2 separate regions of the Homo sapiens genome follow, and region 1 is linked to region 2. Evidence: chromatin contacts called from ENCODE Hi-C or POLR2A ChIA-PET data. All regions are on one chromosome and are shown on one strand. Each heading gives the region's core, a stretch centred on a gene start or an enhancer-like site at or near the end of the contact. The rest is flanking DNA. Distances are from core to core; before and after follow the strand shown. Region 1 overlaps ADAM11 (ADAM metallopeptidase domain 11). Region 2 has its middle 22 kb from the start of LINC01180.

Region 1 (3,439 bases), core at 522-3,021, 150 kb after region 2:
AGTGGGAGGGGTGGTCCTTGGCCTCCCTCATATCCGCCTGGCTCACCCCTCAGGGGACTGCAAGTGTCCAGACATCTGGCTGGGCTGCATCATGGAGGACACTGGGTGAGTTCTTGGGGACAAACCGGGGGAAGGTCTTGGGCGAGGGGAGTCTTAGAGCGAGCATTGTTTGGCAGTCTGGACCAGGGGGCTCAAGAGGCCCAGCTCACAGAACCACTCAGGATCCCAAGAAGCCCAGTTTTCCGCAAACACTGCCCCGGGAGACCCAGATTTCCCTGCTGGGACACCAAAACCGGCCAGGCTGCAGTGCGCATCGTGGCCACTGGGCGCCGCCCAAGCCTCGCATGGAGACACCTTCCCTCCAGCGCGGCTGCGAGTCCCCAGGTTCAGCGGAGGGGATGGGAGCGACAGGGACAGGCGGGAGGATTCTGGTGCAATCCCGGGGCAGATCCTCCGCCTCCTCGCGATGGTGACGAAGTCCCCCAGTGTACCCCCTCCCCAGCCTTGAGAGGGGTGAGGGTGGGTTGGAGGGGAGCAGCCAGCAGCACCTCCCCTCGCCCTATCCAGGTTCTACCTGCCCCGCAAGTTCTCGCGCTGTAGCATCGACGAGTACAACCAGTTTCTGCAGGAGGGTGGTGGCAGCTGCCTCTTCAACAAGCCCCTCAAGGTACCAGCCCCGCGGCGGGGAGCATGGGAGCGGGCCCTGGGCGGGGTCCGGGCCAGACTCCCGACCTGTCCTCCCGGTCCAGCTCCTGGACCCCCCAGAGTGCGGGAACGGCTTCGTGGAGGCAGGGGAGGAGTGCGACTGCGGCTCGGTGCAGGTGAGCGGTGGTGCGGGCGCCAGGTGGGGAACCGGGATGCGGGGGTGGGCACGAGGGAGCGTCTGAGTGGGAGGATTAGGGCTCGCCCGCCTCCTTCCCCTCCTCCCGCGTCCCTCAGGAGTGCAGCCGCGCAGGTGGCAACTGCTGCAAGAAATGCACCCTGACTCACGACGCCATGTGCAGCGACGGGCTCTGCTGTCGCCGCTGCAAGGTAAGCAGGACCGGCCGGGAGGCGGGGCCAGGACGCAGGAGGAGCGATTGGAGGCCTTCATATAAGGGGTGGGAGCTAGGGAGGGAAGCGGAGCCTTCGGGGACGAAGGCCTCTGGGGCAGGGCTTGATGCGAAGACAGCGCCAATGGGGAGCAAGGGGCGGGGCTGAAGGATGTTGAAGGCGGGGCTACGAGGAGCGGGAAGGGAAGGCTGCCCAGAATCAAGGAGGGGCGGGAAGGTGGGCGGGCTTGGGGGCGGTGCTGAGTGCGCTGGGAGCGAGGTGGGGAGCGTTCAAGAGGTGGTGGGAGCAGGGAAATAAGAACAGGCCTGAAACGGGGCCCTGGGGAGCTGGAGGGCCCGGGGATGTGGGGGTCCAGAGAGCGAGGGGCCTGGGGAGGGCAGGGCCGAGGCATCCATCCTGCCTGACTCGAGGAGCGCGTCTCTTCCCTAGTACGAACCACGGGGTGTGTCCTGCCGAGAGGCCGTGAACGAGTGCGACATCGCGGAGACCTGCACCGGGGACTCTAGCCAGGTCCGCCCGGCCCCGCCGTCTTGTGGAGCCCTGGGCGAGGCAACCCCTACCCTTGTCGATTTGGTTTTCCCGGACGAGTGCTCAGCACTCCCCTCCTCTCCACAGCTGGCATCGACCTCCACTGATCAGACTGTTTTCTTATCTGAGAAAGGGGTTCTTCATGCTCCTGGCCTTGTTCCTTCAATCATTAAACCAGAATGTATCGTCTGGCTGGTATTCCCAGCGCCTGGCCCGGTGCCTGGTGTAGGTTAGGGATCAGAGTAGACGATAATATTAGTTAACATCTATTACAACCTAATTACATGCCAGGCATTTATCTCCCAGCCCTACGAGGGAGGGAGGCTGGAGCGGCTCTGGGGCTTGCAAATCCGTGTGGTCTGGGTCCAGAACCAGACAGATCGCTTGTCCTAGGCGTGGAAGAGCCCTGTGGCATGAGCCCCCAATGGGGGGCACTTGGTACCCCAGCATTCCTCCCTGGGGCAGCCCTCAGCTCCAGTCCTGGGACTGCTCCGCTCAACCCCACCCCTCTCTCCACAGTGCCCGCCTAACCTGCACAAGCTGGACGGTTACTACTGTGACCATGAGCAGGTATGATGGCTGCCCCCTGAGCCTGGGATTCAGGGCAGTCTCTTGTCTCCACTCTGACCACTCAGCATCTCCATCCCTTGCCTCTTAATTCTTGGACTCTCAGGGCCGCTGCTACGGAGGTCGCTGCAAAACCCGGGACCGGCAGTGCCAGGTTCTTTGGGGCCATGGTGAGTCTGGCTAGGGCTGGGAGTGGGGACTCCGGAGGACCCAGAGCTGAGAAGCTGGGGAGAGTGGGTTCCAGCTGAACAGGCCCCCAAGTGTGTAGCTCCCCAGGATCTCAGGGACCCAGGCAGAGTGTGGGAGATGCAGGCCTGAGGTCTTGGGGTGGGTCCTGGGGCGCGTGGGGTCACTTGGCATCCTCTCCCCACAGCGGCTGCTGATCGCTTCTGCTACGAGAAGCTGAATGTGGAGGGGACGGAGCGTGGGAGCTGTGGGCGCAAGGGATCTGGCTGGGTCCAGTGCAGTAAGCAGTGAGTACTGAGGCTCCCAGAGGGCCTCTCAGCTCCAGGGCAGGTGTGAGACTTTTCAGAGATGGGGCAGCAGGTTCTCCCAGGAGGAGCCTGTCAGTCCCAATGGGCGGGCACGTGGCAAATGAGGTGGCAGGGTGCAGGGTGAGGGCAGATTAGAGTTCAGTAGTTGAGTCTGAGGTCAAACTTGGGGCTCACTGTCTCTATATGCCCCAACAGGGACGTGCTGTGTGGCTTCCTCCTCTGTGTCAACATCTCTGGAGCTCCTCGGCTAGGGGACCTGGTGGGAGACATCAGTAGTGTCACCTTCTACCACCAGGGCAAGGAGCTGGACTGCAGGTGCTGGCCAGGACCAAGACTAGGGAGGGGAGGTTGCAGCTGTGCTGGGGGTTAGGAGACAGGGGGCTGAGGCTGGCTGTGTCACTTCCCCAGGGGAGGCCACGTGCAGCTGGCGGACGGCTCTGACCTGAGCTATGTGGAGGATGGCACAGCCTGCGGGCCTAACATGTTGTGCCTGGACCATCGCTGCCTGCCAGCTTCTGCCTTCAACTTCAGCACCTGCCCCGGCAGTGGGGAGCGCCGGATTTGCTCCCACCACGGGGTGACTGCCTGGAGCCTGGGATGGCGGGAGAAGCTTACAAGAGGGGACAGGCCCCTGCTCACCTCTCCTGGCCCTGCCCTGCCTCTAGGTCTGCAGCAATGAAGGGAAGTGCATCTGTCAGCCAGACTGGACAGGCAAAGACTGCAGTATCCATAACCCCCTGCCCACGTCCCCACCCACGGGGGAGACGGAGAGATATAAAGGTGAGGCTGGAGCTGGC
Region 2 (3,475 bases), core at 527-3,026:
GGGCACCCATATGCGCCAGGCATCTTGCTAGGTTCTGATATACAGAGATAAAAGACACACCAAACACAGACTTTCCTTAAGGAGGTCACACTGAAGAAAGGCAACAAATAACTAAAAAGAATGTGACGTGCTCTGGCAAGTGAGAACACGATGCTAGGGACAGAGGGTGTCAGAGGGTTGGACAGGTGTGGTTGACGGCAGAGGGGCCACCTGACCTGAGGCAAGTTCTGAGGCTACTGGTAGTTAATGTTCAGATCAGAGGAAGGGAAGAGCATTCAGGCCACTGGTATGGTTGGTCTGAGAAGGTGAGAGTCCCGAGGCCGGAGCCCAGAAGTGCAGAGAAGTGAAACTGGAGAGAGGAGCCAGGTCCAGATCCTGGAAAGCTTCACTTGCTGAGGGAGGAAGGGTGTTGGGATACCCCTTGGAGGCCTCGCAGGACTGTTCGCAAGGGAGATATGAACTCAGATGCCACACTCCACCTGCCCTGCCCAGGACACGAAACCCAGTACACAGAATTCCCTACAAGCTGTATCCCACTCGGGAGAGTTCCCCGGGAGGGCTAGACAGGAGGGCAGTGCTAACTGAGTGTGGGACACAGCCAGTGCCACCTGGGAGCCATGGCTGGGAGTCTCTCTCCAAGCCCTCCCCCACAATCCCTTCAGTCACCCCCCACCCACCCTTGCCAGCTCAGACACTCAGGCACACTCCCTCCGGTCACATCCCCCTTGAGGCCAGAGATAAGAATAAGCAACATGTCTCTTCCCACATCCCTTCCCTGCCCGCCCTCTGATTCTACCATCCAAAGCAGCTGCAGAGCCTGGAACACCCCAGGCCCCAGTCAGAGGAGGGAGCATGGGGAGATGGGAGCTTCCTGGGGGGGCCGTGGCTATGGGCTGTGCCCTCCCCTCCCACAGGGCTGAGGCTGGTGATTAGTTGGGTTAATTATATCCGAGCCATTTCCGATTGGCACAAGCCCACCCACCCACAGAGCCTGCCCAGAAGGCAGGCAGGCCGGGCCCAGGTCAGGATGCTGGGGCACCAGCTCCTCTAGGTGGATTCCTGACCCCTGTGCTGATGGCCAAACGGAGGCTGATTGTCCTCCCTGCTCCAGGACGGCCTCCTCTTCACTCACCAACTTTCTTACCCATCCCTCTGTTTTCTTTGTACCAACACAAGTCCCTCTCACTCCCCTCTCCTCCCCCCAGGTTTGGAATGAAATCATGGGGCCCTGAGTTCCGCAGTAGGCCCTGACATAAACACTTTGATTGGGGCTAATTATAAGGGCCAGGCTGAGAGGCTGGAGCCTTCGGAAAGCTTTGGCTTTCAAATAAAGGGCCCACGGCTCAGTCCCTAGCCCAGGCGGCTCTCTTCCAGGCTTCCTTATGAATGAGGGGTTCCAGAAAGAGGCAGTCCTCTAGAAACCCCGTGGTCTGTGGGCTCGCTCCATGTCCCACGCCTCATCTTGTCCCTTCTCGGTTGCTTTTGCCTTGGCCCTTCCAGGCCTCAGATCCCAGGGCCTTGCCGGATGGCTTGGCAGAGCCACCAGTCGGCCGTGGAAGACAAGGCAGCAGGGGAGGAGCTCTCAGGCTGGGAGGCAGGGGCAGCGGCAGGGGCAGGGTCAGGGGAGGCGCAGGGGAAGCCAGCTGTGACAGCCCAAGCCCTAATTAGTCGGCTTCAAAGCCGGCCGGAGAGAGAGCCCGCCTGCTTGTGTGCCCTGCTCACTCAGGCGAGTAAGACATTTCTGTCCCAATCAGAGGAGAGAGAGAAAGAAAAACACGGCCCACCGCCACCCCGAAGAGCCTTTAGACACTGGGCTGGTACCCCGAGTCAGGGAGAAAAACTGAGAACCCAGGAAATCATTCTCTTCTGTTGAAACTGATACGTAAGTGCTAGGAAGGGAAGTGTGTGGTGCCTTTAAATGATACAGAAAGGGGTAACGGAAGTGCTGGGTACAGGAGGGCGTAGTCCTTGGCTAGGGCTCCACCCCCACGGACCTAGGTGAGGACAGGCATTTTTGTTTTCCTGCCCAAATGTTGCGTTTCCCAAGTCCACCCTGTCCTGCCACGCCCCCATCCTGTGCCTATAAAAACCCGAGATCTACCCCCCCCAAGGAAAGCCAAGCCAAGCCGCTGGATGTTGAGGAGGAGCACGTCAGCGGAGGCACACACATTGGCTAGGCGTTGAGAGGAACGCACTGATAGGCACCGGCATGCTGGCAGGCCACTGATCAGGCAGAGCAACACAGAGTTTGGCTGAGGCAGTCAGAGGAGAGCGCGGGCCACCGAGCGGCCTGATTCCTAGGCGACAACCATTTACCTTCTGGCTGTCCCATATTCTGAGAGCGACTTCCACTCAATAAAACCTTGCACTCATACTCCAAGCCCACATGTGATCCGATTCTGGTACACCAAGGGAAGAACCCCGGGATACAGAAAGCCCTCTGTTCTCGGTCTCTGCGCCAAGGAAGAAGTCTAATTGAGCTGGTAAGACAAGCCACTTATCGACAGCAAAGCTGAAAGAGCACCCTGTAACACGCGCCCACTGGGGCGCCAGGAGCTGTAAGCATTCACTCTTAGACACTGCGGTAGGGCCGGAGCCCCACAGCCTGCCTGTCTGTATGTCTCCCCTAGAAGTTTGAGCAGCGGGGCACTGAAGAAGCGAGCCACACCCCTATCGTATGCCCTGCAAGGGGGACAAGGGAACTCTTCCCATTTCACTAGCACTTTGGGAGGCCATGACAGGAGGATCACTTGAGGTTAGGAGTTAGAGGCCAGCCTGGGCAACATGGTGAAACCCCATCGCTACAAAAAATACAGAAAAAATTAGCCGGCCATGGCACACGTCTGTAGTCTCAGCTACTCAGGAGGCTGAGGTGGGAGAACACCTGAGCTCAGGAAGTCCAGGCTGCAGTGAGCAGTGGTCAGGCCAGTGCATTTCATCCTGGGCAATGGAGTGAGACCCTGTCCAAAAAAAATTTTTTAAAAAAGTTGTTTTGGTAGAGACAGGGCTTTCTCCATGTTGCCCAGGCTGGTCTCAAACTCCTGACCTCAAGCCATCCTCCCCTCTCAGCTTCCCAAAGCACTGGGGTTACAGGCATGAGCCACGGTGCCTAGCTAACAGTTTTCTAATCTTGGAGAAGGAGGAAACTGGACATAATTATTTCTAAGCATCCTTCTAGCATTTAGTTTTCTTGCTCATCGTCCCAGTGCTCCATATCCCCACCACTACCCCACTCCCAAACATACTCATATGTAGCACCAGGGGCTGGGTTCCTGCATGCAAGTCATCTAAAAGTGACGCTATTGACTGAATGACTGTGACCTAGGAGGCTGGGCTGATAAGGATCACCTAACAAAAACCAGTTACTGATGTTAGTGCTTACACTAACATCCCCTTGAAGGAAAAGTCTTAAAGCCATTTTATAAATTGTCAACCTATTTGCCCTAATGTGGTCATTTTCATCACTTATTACCCT

Evidence for each region. Hi-C counts contacts between places; a loop is a spot of excess contacts on that map. ChIA-PET counts read pairs that join two places held with the same protein, here RNA polymerase II (POLR2A). Pooled maps may share reads with other maps.
Region 1: a loop to region 2 is called in a pooled map, with 3 times the contacts of the local background. The contact joins two enhancer-like sites. A Hi-C loop is called at or near these places in 2 of 50 pooled maps. POLR2A ChIA-PET finds 5 or more read pairs at or near these places in 2 of 52 experiments (PC-9 and activated CD4-positive, alpha-beta T cell).

Annotation. Positions count from the first base shown.
Region 1 is chr17:44,774,645-44,778,083 of GRCh38, forward strand. ADAM11 (ADAM metallopeptidase domain 11) reads left to right here. Exons shown (of 27, transcript NM_002390.6): 14 at 54-105; 15 at 568-667; 16 at 750-821; 17 at 940-1,032; 18 at 1,483-1,563; 19 at 2,101-2,151; 20 at 2,255-2,318; 21 at 2,522-2,621; 22 at 2,838-2,957; 23 at 3,051-3,219; 24 at 3,308-3,422. Among named protein-coding and RNA genes, the nearest start is that of ADAM11, 17 kb to the left of the region's middle. RefSeq lists a silencer at 1,247-1,566 and an enhancer at 1,404-1,904. Within about 2 kb of position 1,772, at least 9 of the 41 ENCODE cell types and tissues checked have a DNase peak (open chromatin) inside an H3K27ac peak, as active enhancers do.
Region 2 is chr17:44,626,940-44,630,414 of GRCh38, forward strand. No RefSeq gene overlaps it. Among named protein-coding and RNA genes, the nearest start is that of LINC01180, 22 kb to the right of the region's middle. RefSeq lists a silencer at 1,526-1,645 and an enhancer at 1,756-1,915. Within about 2 kb of position 1,777, at least 9 of the 41 ENCODE cell types and tissues checked have a DNase peak (open chromatin) inside an H3K27ac peak, as active enhancers do.